Regions from separate parts of the Homo sapiens genome. Here all the other regions are linked to region 3. The links are chromatin contacts, found by Hi-C in ENCODE. All regions are on one chromosome and are shown on one strand. The core of a region is the stretch at or near the end of the contact, and the rest is flanking DNA. Distances in the headings are between cores, read along the strand shown.

What was found. A loop is a pair of places that touch in the nucleus more often than their neighbours do. Pooled maps may share reads with other maps.
Region 1: a loop to region 3 is called in a map with no recorded cell type, with 5 times the contacts of the local background. The contact joins two enhancer-like sites. A Hi-C loop is called at or near these places in 3 of 37 single-sample maps with no recorded cell type and 2 of 50 pooled maps.
Region 2: a loop to region 3 is called in a map with no recorded cell type, with 12 times the contacts of the local background. The contact joins two enhancer-like sites. A Hi-C loop is called at or near these places in 2 of 37 single-sample maps with no recorded cell type and 2 of 50 pooled maps.

Annotation. Positions count from the first base shown.
Region 1 is chr1:79,192,204-79,196,655 of GRCh38, forward strand. No RefSeq gene overlaps it. Among named protein-coding and RNA genes, the nearest start is that of LINC02792, 130 kb to the right of the region's middle. Within about 2 kb of position 1,353, at least 7 of the 41 ENCODE cell types and tissues checked have a DNase peak (open chromatin) inside an H3K27ac peak, as active enhancers do.
Region 2 is chr1:79,038,209-79,042,260 of GRCh38, forward strand. No RefSeq gene overlaps it. Among named protein-coding and RNA genes, the nearest start is that of ADGRL4, 34 kb to the left of the region's middle. Within about 2 kb of position 2,628, at least 2 of the 41 ENCODE cell types and tissues checked have a DNase peak (open chromatin) inside an H3K27ac peak, as active enhancers do.
Region 3 is chr1:79,709,400-79,713,441 of GRCh38, forward strand. No RefSeq gene overlaps it. Among named protein-coding and RNA genes, the nearest start is that of LINC02792, 390 kb to the left of the region's middle. Within about 2 kb of position 1,637, at least 2 of the 41 ENCODE cell types and tissues checked have a DNase peak (open chromatin) inside an H3K27ac peak, as active enhancers do.

The DNA of each region.
Region 1 (4,452 bases), core at 103-2,602, 520 kb before region 3:
TGGTTCCTCTCAAGGAGAGTTGAGAAGTGACTTTACTCAGGCTTTCCTCTGAGACTTAGAAGGTAAATAGTAGTTATCCTCTTTTTGTTCAAAGGACTTTAACTATTACCAAGTCTTGTTCCATGTGGAAAACAGCAGTGAAACATTAAGGACTTTTCAGTAATGTAAATGTTTCTTCACTGACTTTTTATTTGACGCCTTCAACACCAAGTTTTAACTTTGAACATTTAGATCTGCCACAACTGATTGTAAGTTTATAGAAGCTCTGTCTTTATGAAGATTTCACTGTTCTGGGCCACTGAGGAACAATTTGGAGAAATTATTTCTTTCAGTACTGTGAAAAGGACTCAGGAGGACTGGAAGTAGAAAATTACCTCACATGGTTGAACATTGTACATGAAGGGAGTAATTTGCTCATTTCAGTCCCTTCCAGGATCAGCTTAAGTACAAGAGGATATCTCATAGATTTATCCATTAGCATTAGCATACGGCACTGAGGAAAACTGCTAAAGTAAAAGTAGAATTTTGTAATTCAGCCTGGCCAATTAAAACCTACTATTATATTACCTTGCACTTTTACAAAAGCTTGTTTTTAAATATATTAAACTACCCTTTGGGTATTAATTAAAGAAGACACAGCTGGAGGCAGTGGCTCACGCCTGTAATCCCAGCACTTTAGGAGGCCGAGGAGAGTGGATTACCTGAGGTCAGGAGTTTGAGACCAGCCTGACCAACATGGAGAAACCCCATCTCTACTAAATTAAAAAAAAAAAAAATTAGCTGGGCTTGGTGGTGCACGCCTGTAATCCCAGCTACTCGGGAGGCTGAGGCAGGAGAATTGCTTGAACCTGGGAGGCGGAGGTTGCAGTGAGCTGAGATGGTGCCATTGCACTCTAGCCTGGGCAATAAGAGTGAAACTCCACCTCAAAACAAACAAACAAAAGAACACTCATGATTCACTTGAGAGACATCGTTTTTTATGCCAGGGCTATTGTTTTCATGTAAGAAACACCGCGCAAAGAGAACCAAGTTGTCCCAGACACAAGAACATAAACACTGTGCTCAACTGCAGTTTTGCTCTGTGTCTCTGTTGATTGCTCTACCTAAACTGCCTGTATCCTGGTCTTGCTTCCTGACATTGAAAACAAAATTCTACCAGCATGCTGCTGAGTCATAATGAAAGCCTAAGCCATTAAAATCACCAGTCTTTTTTAAAGTCTTAAACGTATTCTTGCTTTACCTTAATTTGTAAGAGTAACTACTATTCAATCAGGTTTCAGAACACGCTGTGAGATTGAACTTGTTTAGGTCAAATTGCATCAAGGAGGGCTTCAGAACAAAGACTTTCTGCCCTTAGCACACCTGGCTTCCCCTTCCTTTGTAGCAGCCCGCAGAGTAAGGCAGGAGTCTACGTTGTTTCCTTAGTGTGACTCTCAGCCCAGCTGCTGAGTAGGAACAAAAGCATTTAAGAAAGATAAAAAGTGACTCTGACATTTTACCCAGATGTTGAGTAACAGCTAAAGACGGTACAAATAAAAATGTTTAATCATAATTTTAAAGGGACAATATAAATATAACAGCATTTGACTTTTGGCAAAGGAAAAAAAAAAGATTTTGACCTTTGTAATGGGCAATTCTTAACTTATCAAAAAAAGCAATACCTCTGCATTGTGTTATGGGTTGGCTCTGGTCCAAAATGACTTCCTTCCAGCCAGTCTTTATAAAAATACAAGAGTAAAATGTTTATAATGAACTATTTTAAATACAAGAATGTGTCAAGTAACTCTAATTAAACAGTTTTACATTGTTCATTAAGAGCCTCATCAAATATTTGGTTTTCTTCAGAAAATCTATCATATTATTTGTCCAAAATGAAGAATATTTAAATGATTCAATATATATTTTGACTTCTAAGATAGCTTACCATGCCAAGGCTTTTTAATGAAATGACTAAAATATTTTTTAATATTCTAAAGTCAAATAAACAAAATAAAACCTTTCACGGATTCTCAATTAACCCATCCACCATTCTTTAAACCTACAATTAATGACTTCTCTGACCTTCTTAATACTCTGTTCTCCTCCCATAACCTCATTAATAAATAATAGAAGTGACATTTTAGTGTTTTACATTAACGTACTAGAAGATACGGTCTTGTCAAAACACACATTAAAAAATAATTTTTTGCATCCTTAGAATTGGTTGAAATGTGTAGATAACCATTTTTTAATGATGTACCACTCTATATGTTCAATAAATTGTGAACAGAACCCTTTCCTAACTAATCCTCAGTTTCTGGGCATAGGTTTTCACAATAATTTTTTTTCAAAAAATAAATTCAAGACTTGGAAAAAATGAAATATGGGCCAGGCGCGGTGGCTCATGCCTGTAATTCTAGCACTTTGGGAGGCTGAGGCAGGCAGATCACCTGATGTCAGGAGTTCGAGACCAGCCTGACCAACATGGTGAAACCCCGTCTCTACTAAAAATACAAATTTAGCCGGGCGTGGTGGCACATGCCTGTAATCCCAGCTACTCAGGAGGCTGAGGCAGGAGAATCACTTGAACCTGGCAGGCAGCGGTTGCAATGAGCAGAGATTGCGCCATTGCACTCCAGTCAGGGAAACAAGCGAGAAACTCCATCTCAAAAAAAAAAAAAAAGAAAAATGAAATATGATGCATCACTTGTTCTCCCTGAATAAACACTACCCAGAGTTAATATTATTAAAAAAGCACTTTTGAAGTAATAATAACACGTAACTCTAAATCTCAGAAAGCCTAATTTTTCAAGCTCTGGCCATGGAGGATGAAACACTAATCTAGTTAAACCAACTTCATTAAACTGCTAAAAGATAGCTAGTACGAACAATTCTATAAAAACAACATTAATGATGAGATGCTGCCCTTGACTCTGAATTAGTGATTTTTAGTAAAAGAAAATGGAATTTTATTCAAGGCCTTATTTTTTACTGTGTGCCCTAATTAGAAATGGAACCAAAAGTAGGCTGTTAGACAGAAATCACTGGACATGAAATATGATTATTCATGGACTTGACATGGAATGCTCATTTGCCCAAAAGCACCATTGCCCCACATTCCTTCACATCCCTGTTTCCTTTCGCCTCTGCCTACTCCTCTGCATCCAGGTGAATCATTGCACAGTGGTGGGATTCTTATGTGCATCACAAAATACAAAAAAAAGAAGGAAGAAGAATATTACAATCACTATTAAAAGAGAAGTGTTCCTTTTATGTACTTCACAATGAACTTTGATTCAGGATAGTGTTTTATTTGTCACATTGAATATGATTTATTCTAAACCTTTTAATGGAGAAATCTTGCTCATTGTGACAATCATAGCCTTCTTATGTCTTTTCCATGGACTGCCCTTCTCCTTCCTCCATCTCTCCACAACAGGTGCTTCTTAAAGAATGGACGGGGTCAATGATTGTCAACATAGAACAAGAGATACAAAGGCATTTCTAGCAAAATACGGGGAACAAGACCTTCATTATTGAAAAGGCAGATTTTCCTTGGAATTTACAGCATACAAAACTGGAGAAAGTGATTGTCTGTAGGAGGGTGGTGTTTGGAGCAGAGATGTGATGCTGGGATTGGCGGTTCATGGACCCTCAACCCCAGATGGCCCTGATTTACCTAGAGCCAAAGCAGTATGCTGCTGAGAGAGAGCCTGTTCATTTTCCACTTGAATGAAATCTGAAAGCCCAGAAATCTCACAAGAAACTTGGGTCTCACAAGGTTTTAAACCAAATTTTGCAGATTCAGGAATGAAGTCAATCGAACTTGATAAAACTGTGTGCTTTGGGTTTTTCCCCCAACGTCTTCAAATGAAGCTTCTGTGCTTTTATATCAAGAACAGGGAGAGAATCATGTCTTTTTCAACCTGTCTCAGATCTCTCTCGTTAGCAATAACCATAGGCAAAGCTATTTTAAATACATTCTGCTGAAGGTGGGAAACATCATTGACCTCTTTCCCTCTTCACTCTTGCTTGCTTCTTGACCACATAGTCTGATGACTCCTTGATAGGCATCCTGTTTTTTCACTACTCCCATGAACTGTGTTAAATGACATGGAGCTTGTCAGTGTGTTGCCTCAGGAAAAGGTGCCATGTACTCGTTGACATTGGACCTGTTATATGCTATTTGATGGGATCTGAGCTTTATTCAGTTTCAACTGGCAGGTCTTCCAGAGAACAGCAGGCATAGAATTAAATGTGTGATAGAGACAGTTGCTCCGCTCTGTTAGCAGGGCACTTAAAATTACTCCATTTGTCTTTAATTAAACCCCATTTGATTTCCTTCAACTTTTTAAAGGTCTGATTAAATATTTAAATTTTGTATTTATTCTGAAATTATTCATGCATTTTGTCTTAGCCAAAATACTAGTTTTTTTGGAGTTAGACACTCAAATACTGAAACATTTCTCTTTT
Region 2 (4,052 bases), core at 1,378-3,877, 670 kb before region 3:
GAACTGTGAGTCAATGAAACCTCTTTTTTTCTTTTTTACAAGTTACTCAGTCTCAGGTAGGTAGGTCTATAGCAAGACCAATGTGAGAACAGACTAACACACACACACACACACACACACACACACACACACACACACACACTCTATTATTTTGATCAATGAGAAAAGTTAAGTCATTTAGCTTGCAAATGCAAAATGTAACTCTGAGTAAGCTTTGGACCGTTTTCAGTTAAAGCAACCTCCCCAAGTTTTGCACATTTTCTGAAAATATGTGCACATTTTTAGGTTTCTCCTGAACTTTTCCCAGGACCTTTCTGCCTACATATTTCTTCTAATGTTGTCCTGTATCATTTAATGCAGCCATTCCTAATGCAATGACTGATCAGAAAAATAGAAGTATCCTGACTGGCTGTATTCACCCTTCCAACTTGGGCTGGGTAGGGTTGGTTTCTGCTTTGGGAAACTTCTATGTCCTGGCAACGTACCTATAGATTTCCTTCTCTGGGCTGATTTGCCTACAAATTTCTCACAGATTGAGGCACTTTATTCTTCTTTCACAGCATATTAAAAATACTTTTATTACAGCATATCTGTGCTGTATTGAAATTGTATGTTAACTACCTCATTTTTTTAAAGTGACCTCCCAAGTTTCTGAGCTGTATCTTTCCATTTCTGTGTCTTAAGAGCCTTGTAGAGGAGGTTCTTTACATGCAGTAAAGTTTGTGAAAGATTGAAAAATTGACTTTCCTCTGTCCAAAGTGTCACCAGTAGTGGGTTGTGACTGCAAGTTGTCCAGTTCCTTGGCGTTTTGAACAAAGAATTGGACATAATGCCCCGCAAAGCAAAGAAAGAATGAAGCAGCAGAAGAATGAAAGCAGGGATTTATTGAAAACAAAAGTACACTCCACAGTGTGGGAGCAGACCCGAGCAATGGCTCAAGGGCCAGGATAGAGAATCTTCTTGGGTGCAAATACCCCCTAGAAGTTTCCCATTGGCCACTTCATGCTCACCTCATGTAAATGAAGTGGTAGCCCACAATCAGTCTGATTGGTTGCAGAAAGCAGCCAACCAGAGGCTGAAATGAAGTTGCCAAGGTCACACTCCTGTGCAAACATCTCATTGGTTGCAAGAAGCAACCATCAGAGGCTAGTGTGAAGTTACAAAGTTATACATTGCATGCAAATGAAGGCTCACCACAATCAATCTGATCGGTTGTGGACAGCAACCATTCAGAGGCTGGAGTGAAGTTACAAAGCTGCAAAGGAAGATTCCACCTGCAATCAGTCTGATTTGCTGGGGACAGCCAATTTCTCATCTGCCACGCAGAAAAAAATGGGGTTCGCAAAGGGAGTAGCCCCTGGTCCTTTTGTTACTTAGGTGTGAAAAGTGAGAGTTTTCCTTTCAATTCAGTTCTATGAAGTTGGTGTGAAACAGCCTTTGGTTCCCTGCATCTACACCCAAATCTCCTGTCTCAAAATCAGGTTTCCCTTTTGTAATTTTGGCATTTATAATAACTTATTATACACATTTGTCTCTAGAGGTCTTCTTGAACACACATGGCCTTGAAATAACACTTTCTAAACATTAATAGCTATTGATAAGCAAAGAAAATAAAATAAAATAGAATTAATCAAATTTATCTGCTTTTTAAGCATTTAGATTCTGAACTTAGACTTGTATTTATTTCTAAAATGTTTGAATGGAATGAAAAAAATATTTACCAGATACTTAGGCAGTGGAAATTCAGTATTTGCCACAATATCAGTTGAATGATCCAAAAAAAGTTAAATGATTCTTAATTTACTTAAATTAAGAGAGCAACAGTTTTAAAAACATTGAGGGCTAATTACAACTAAATAAATTAAAATATATGCACATCAAAATATACATGTATGGGTACTTTATTTTCAGCAACCAACTGAGAAATTCCTGTTTAGGCAAGATTCTACCCACTCAGAAGTTTGGTTGATAAGCTATCTTCATGAAATACATAATAATAACTCTGTGTGTGTGTGTGTGTGTGTGTGTGTGTGTGTGTGTGTGTGTAGAGAGAGAGAGAGAGAGAGAGAGAAAGGCTGCTGGTTTTGAAAGTGGAATGATGATAGTTCTACTATTTCAAGTATCAATAGTCTTATAAGGTAAAAATAGTGACAGTCTAATCAGATCTAACCAAAAATTTAACCAAAAAAAAAATTTTCAAGCTCTCTTTTTGAAACAACGCTTTACATAATATACTTACATTCATTACTAATCTCACTCAAGAATACAGGTAATGATACTCTAAAGCCAGTGAGCGAAATATGCAAGTAATATCTAAGTCGCGGTTAAGCTTCCTTCTTTCCTTTGACATGAGGTACTCTGAGACTTGTACATTTTTTCACTTATTCACCTTTTAAGTAATACAGTTTAATTTCAACGTATTAAAATCAGTCACAAAAATGCTCTTCCAAAGCATTTACAAAAGCTTCTGCTTACTAGTGTTTTAGTCATAATTTCAATTTGCTAACTTCCTTTGCAATACGTACTTTCGTTTCAATGTTTTCTCTTAAATCACCACCTCTTTCATGATAAATTGTTGTGATAAAAAAAAGTGCTTCCTCTGGTGGGACGATGTAACTATTCATTTCGCTAATGTACTTCACATCTGTCATTTGCAGTCCCTAAATACTTTGTCACAGCACGAAATAGAAACCTTACAGAGTAGGTCTATGAAGTATGTTTTCATTTTAAGTCACTATCTATGATGTAATTTGGAACAGTGGAATGATTAGATCAGTCTTTTCTTTTCTTCTGTCAGTACCAGAGACAAAGCATGTTAACTATAGAAATGTCAACTTTCATATTCCCTGATAAACTGAGCACTATTTCCAGGATTTATTCTAAACTCAGGCTTTGAGGGTGGGGACTGACCCTTATGTGCCTGCTCATACACAGTTAAGTAATTATTTGTGGTTGATAAGGACTACCTATTTTCTATTGACTTGAAGAAATTGTATTTGCAGTAGGTTTAAAAGAAAAAGCTGCCAGAGGAAATTTGGGTGGAACCCTGTCAATTCAGTTAATTTAAGACCCAGAGTTACTATATAAAGGAAGGAAGCAGATACCAACTCTTAAAAAAGACATCTACATTATCCAGAATAGTGCTCAAAAATATTATGCATTCAAATATATTTTAATAAGTGAATGTTGAGTAATGAATGACATAAAATATTTTTTACTAAATACAACTTTACCATAATATTAAAATATATTTGGCAGGAAAAATCCAAAAGGGATCCCTCTGTTAGGAGATTGCATTCTCTTTTATTCTTTCTTTTCTTTTATCAAATGATGCAGCCAAAGAGAGAGATCTGAATAAGACATAACGCAAGTGTAGAAACAAAAGTCCAGGAAATCATCTTAATTATATGTATTTATTTGTACAGTCTTTCTCTGTCACCAAGGCTGGAGTGCAGTGGTGTGGTCATAGCTCACTGCAGCCTCGAACTCCTGGGCTCAAGGGATCTTCCCATCTCAGATGCCCAAGTAGCTAGAACTAGAAGTGCATGCCGCCATGCCCAGACAATTTTGTAATTTTATTTTTTGTAGAGATGGGGTGTTGCTTTGTTGCCTAGGATGGTCTTAAACTCCAAGCAACCCTCTCACTTTGGCCTCCCATAGCACTTGGATTAGGGACGTGAGTCACCATGCCTGGCCATCTTAATTGTTTCCAATAAATCATACATTTAAACTACTTAACCTAGCAAATATTTAAATAAATTAAGAGAAAAATATTTTCTAAATTACTTAAGGCCAATCATAAAGAAATTACAATATATGTGAATGGAAATTAACACAAAGAAGTATTTTTGTTTTCAGCATCTAAATGAGAAATTCCTGTTTAGGTAGAATTGTCAGAAGTTTGACTGAAAAACCATCTTCATAAAAGTACACACGAATAACCTAGTATTGTGTGTGTGTGTGTGCATATATATATATATATATATATATATACATACACACATGAGTGTGTGTGTATGTGTGTGTGTGTAGACAGCTCATTTTGAAAGTGG
Region 3 (4,042 bases), core at 387-2,886:
ATTCAATACTTCATTGTAAAATAGACTTTGCATTGAATGATTTTCATCAACTGTAGACTAATGTGAGTGTTTTGAGCACATTTATGGCAGGCTAGGCTAGGCAAAGATGTTCAGAAGGTTGGGAGTACTGAATGCATTTTTTACTTCAAATATTTTCAACTTACAATGGATTTATTGGGAAGTAACTCCGTCAGGAGTCAAGGAGCATCTGTACATGATTTGCAAGAAACTGAAGATAACATAATTTACTTTTTTACTTCCCACATGATTTCCTTTGTAGCAGCTCCAGTTTTCAATCATTTAGCCCCAGTTAGAAGTTCTCCACTCACAAAATGGTTGTTATCATTTAAATAAGCACATGGGAATTGTAGACACCTATAATGATTAAATTCTTTCTCATATTAGGATGAACTATGCTTTGCTTACGTTCAATTAACTCAATATTCTGAAGTTATTCAAGATAAGCCTAATCTCTCAACTAAATGCTAGTTTATCAGGTTTCAGAGACAGCTATCAAAAATAGCTATCAAAGGCTCTTAAATTGTGTCTTTTCCAGTCTAAACACATAAGTTTACCATATATCACTGTTTCCAGACATAACTACCCTAGTCACCCTCCTAGACACTCTAATATTGTGATGCCAGAATGAAATTCAGTGGTGTCTGTGCACTTGGACCAGAAATAATAGCACATTATTATGTCAGTCTTTTCCTTGGATAGTAAAACTACGGTGCATTATTTATTTTGGTAGTCATGTAATACTGTTGATTCTTATATCACATAGCATTTACAAATTGCTTTTGTCGAGGTCACCAATAATTTTCATGTTTTTAAAACCAGTGGTACTAATTAACATTTTCTTGTTTGGCCTCTGTTATTGGTTGAACTGTATCCCCTAGAAGAAAGGTTGAAATCCTAGCCTGTGAATGTGATCTTATTTGAAAATAGTCTTTGAAAATGTAATCAAGTTAAGATAAAGTCATACTTGATTAGAGTGGGACCTAATCTGATATCATTGGTGTTCTTATAAGAAGTGGAGACGTGACCCAGATATACACATAAAGAGAACATCATTTGATGCTGAAGGCAGAGATTGTAGTGATGCATCTAAGACTTAAGGAACATCAAGGATTATAGTGTTCACCAGAAGCTAAGAAAAAGGCATGGAAAAGATTTTCCCCTAGAGCCTTTAACATGATCATGACCCTGCCAACACCTTATTTTGGACTCGTGGCTTCCAAACCTGTAAGAGAATAAGTTTCTGTTGTTTTAAGACACATCATTTGTGGTAATTTGCTATGACAGCCATAGCAAACTACTATAGATTTTTTGTACTGGAAAATGGTGGGGTGCCACTGTAATAAATACCTAAAAAGGTGGAAGAGACTTTAGGATCAGGCGGTAAGTAGAAGCTGGAAGAATCTTGAGGTAAGCAGAAAAAGCCTAGATTGCCTTGAAGAGATTATTGATACAAATATAAATGCTAAAGTTACTTCTTGTGAAGTCTTAGATAAAAATGAGAAACATGATTTTGGAAACTCCTTTAGAAAGGTGCCTTATTATAAAGTGGCACAAAACTTGACTTAATTGTTTTCTTCTGCTGGGTGAAAAAGTGGAACTTGTAGGTGACGTACTTGCATATTTAACTTAGGGGATTTCCAAGTACAGTGTGGATGTTGCAGCGTGGTTTCTCCTTTCTGCTTATAGTAAAATATTAAAAGAAAGAAAGAAAAAGGAAGCTATGAGGCAAATAAGAACTAGAACTTGAACATTTGAAAAATTCTCAGTATACCCATATTGCAAGAAATGATGAAGCACGCTCTGGAAAGAACACTAAGGGTGTCATGGGACTAACTTTTGCTGGAGAGATTAGACTTGTGACTCATGAGTTCACTCAACCATCTCAGTAGAACCTCTGCCCTCTTGGACTGAAAGGGACAGAGATTTGACAAAATGTAAGAAGGCAGTCAGACTTCTGGAATTCCTGGGTAGGAAATGGGCTGAAAGGGCTACTTGACAATGAATACATATCATTTTTCAAGAAAAGCAAAGCATGATTTTGAGAGTAGCTCAGAGGCCAGCAGGGCTGTGGAAGATCTGCCTACACACTGATTTTGGATTTCTAGCCTTCAGAACTCTGAGATAATACATTTCTGATTTTATACAACCTAGTCTGTGATAACTTGTTATGGCAGCACTAGGAAACAATGAAACCTCTCAGCGTCTTTTGATAGTGCTTAATATCATCTCAAAAATCCCTTTTACCATGACTTCTATTACACCAAGGCTTTGAGCTTGTTACTATTACTACCTGTTTTTAATGCATTTTCCATGTTGCAACCAGAGTGTTCCTTTAATTGCTTATGTAACAGTTTATTTCCAGTGATTCTGGTTACATGGAACTCCTGCATGGCTATCTGGTTTGTTTTTGTTTGTTTGTTTGTTTGTTTGTTTGTTTTGAGACAGAGTCTCACTCTGTCACCCAGGCGGGAGTGTGGTGGCACAATCTCAGCTCACTGCAACCTCTGCCTCCTGGGTTCAAGCAATTCTCCTGCATCTGCCACTTGAGTATCCGGGATTAAAGCCCTGTACCACCACACCTGGTTAATTTTTTGGTAGAGACAGTTTCACCATTATGGCAAGGCTAGTCTTGAACTCCTGACCTCAGATGATCCACCCGCCTCGGCCTCCCAAAATGCTGGGATTACAGGTGTGAGCCACCTCGCCCGGCCACATGGCTATCTTTACAGCAATGATTCAGAGACCAGGTTCCTGGCATCCTGTTGCTCCACCATTATATAGAACCACATAGAAAGATGTATTATTGATGGAGAGGGAATAATAAGTGAGAATGGGGGATCACGTATTGGAGATTTTAATGGATGGGACTGACCTAGAAGCAATGCACATCTATCTCTTCACATTTCATTGATTAGAATTCAGTGGCATTACCACACCTAGATAAAAAAGAAAAAAAAAAAGCCCAGAAAATACAATCTAATTATGTGGGCTGAAGGAAGAAGATAAAGATTGTGTGACACTTACAGGTGCCTTCACTACAGTCCATTTTACTCTTCATTAAAGATTCACTTAACTCATTTTACTCATTCACAGCCACTTAAAGCCCTTAATGACTCCCAAGCAATACAAAGTGTTTCCAGTCACAGTATCTAACTCAAAGTTCAGATGACCAGTTACCCAGAAGATGAACTATCCTCTCTATCAGATTCAGTTATGGCTCTTCCAGTTACGGGAACCTATGCATAAAAAAGACAAGTTATCCACATTCCCAATATACATATTCATTATTATATACTGAAGCTGGGACACAGTAACTCCAGTAATTACTTCCATGTAAAATGGGAAGCATAGGAGATATCCTGATGGCTAGAACTTATTAAGATCTTTTACCCTAAGTGTGGGTAAATATTTTGATTAGAAAATGATCCCCATGTTGTCTGGGAATAAACTTTTCCCTTGTCTTCTGGGTACTGGATTTATTTTATTTATTTTTTATTTATTTTTATTTTTTAAATTGAGACAGAGCCTTGCTCTGTGGCCTAGGCTGGAGTGCAGTAGCACGATCTCAACTCACTGTAACCTCGCCTCCTGGGTTCAAATGATCCTCTTGCCTCAGCTTCCCAAATAGCTGAGATAACAGGCACACACCACCATATCCAGCTAATTTTTGTGTTTTTAGTAGAGAGAGAGTTTCACCATGTTGGCCAGGCTGGTCTTGGACTCCTGACCTCAAGTGATCTGCCCACCTCGGCCTCTCAAAGTGCTGGGGTTACAGGCATATGCCACCATGCTCAGCCAGCTCTATTCTTTAGAAGGTTCTCTCATCCATTTTTCTTCATAGTTATACCACCAGTGGGTGTTGGGAAAACATCTTCATTGAGGCTGAAGAAAGTTTGCACATTACTTTCAAATGGTAAAAATTTAGAGTTTCAAATGAAAGTTTAAGACTTGAACAAAGATATTTAATACAGGCTCATGATTTCTTTGGCAATAGATTTCTCTTAAAAACTTAGCTAAACAT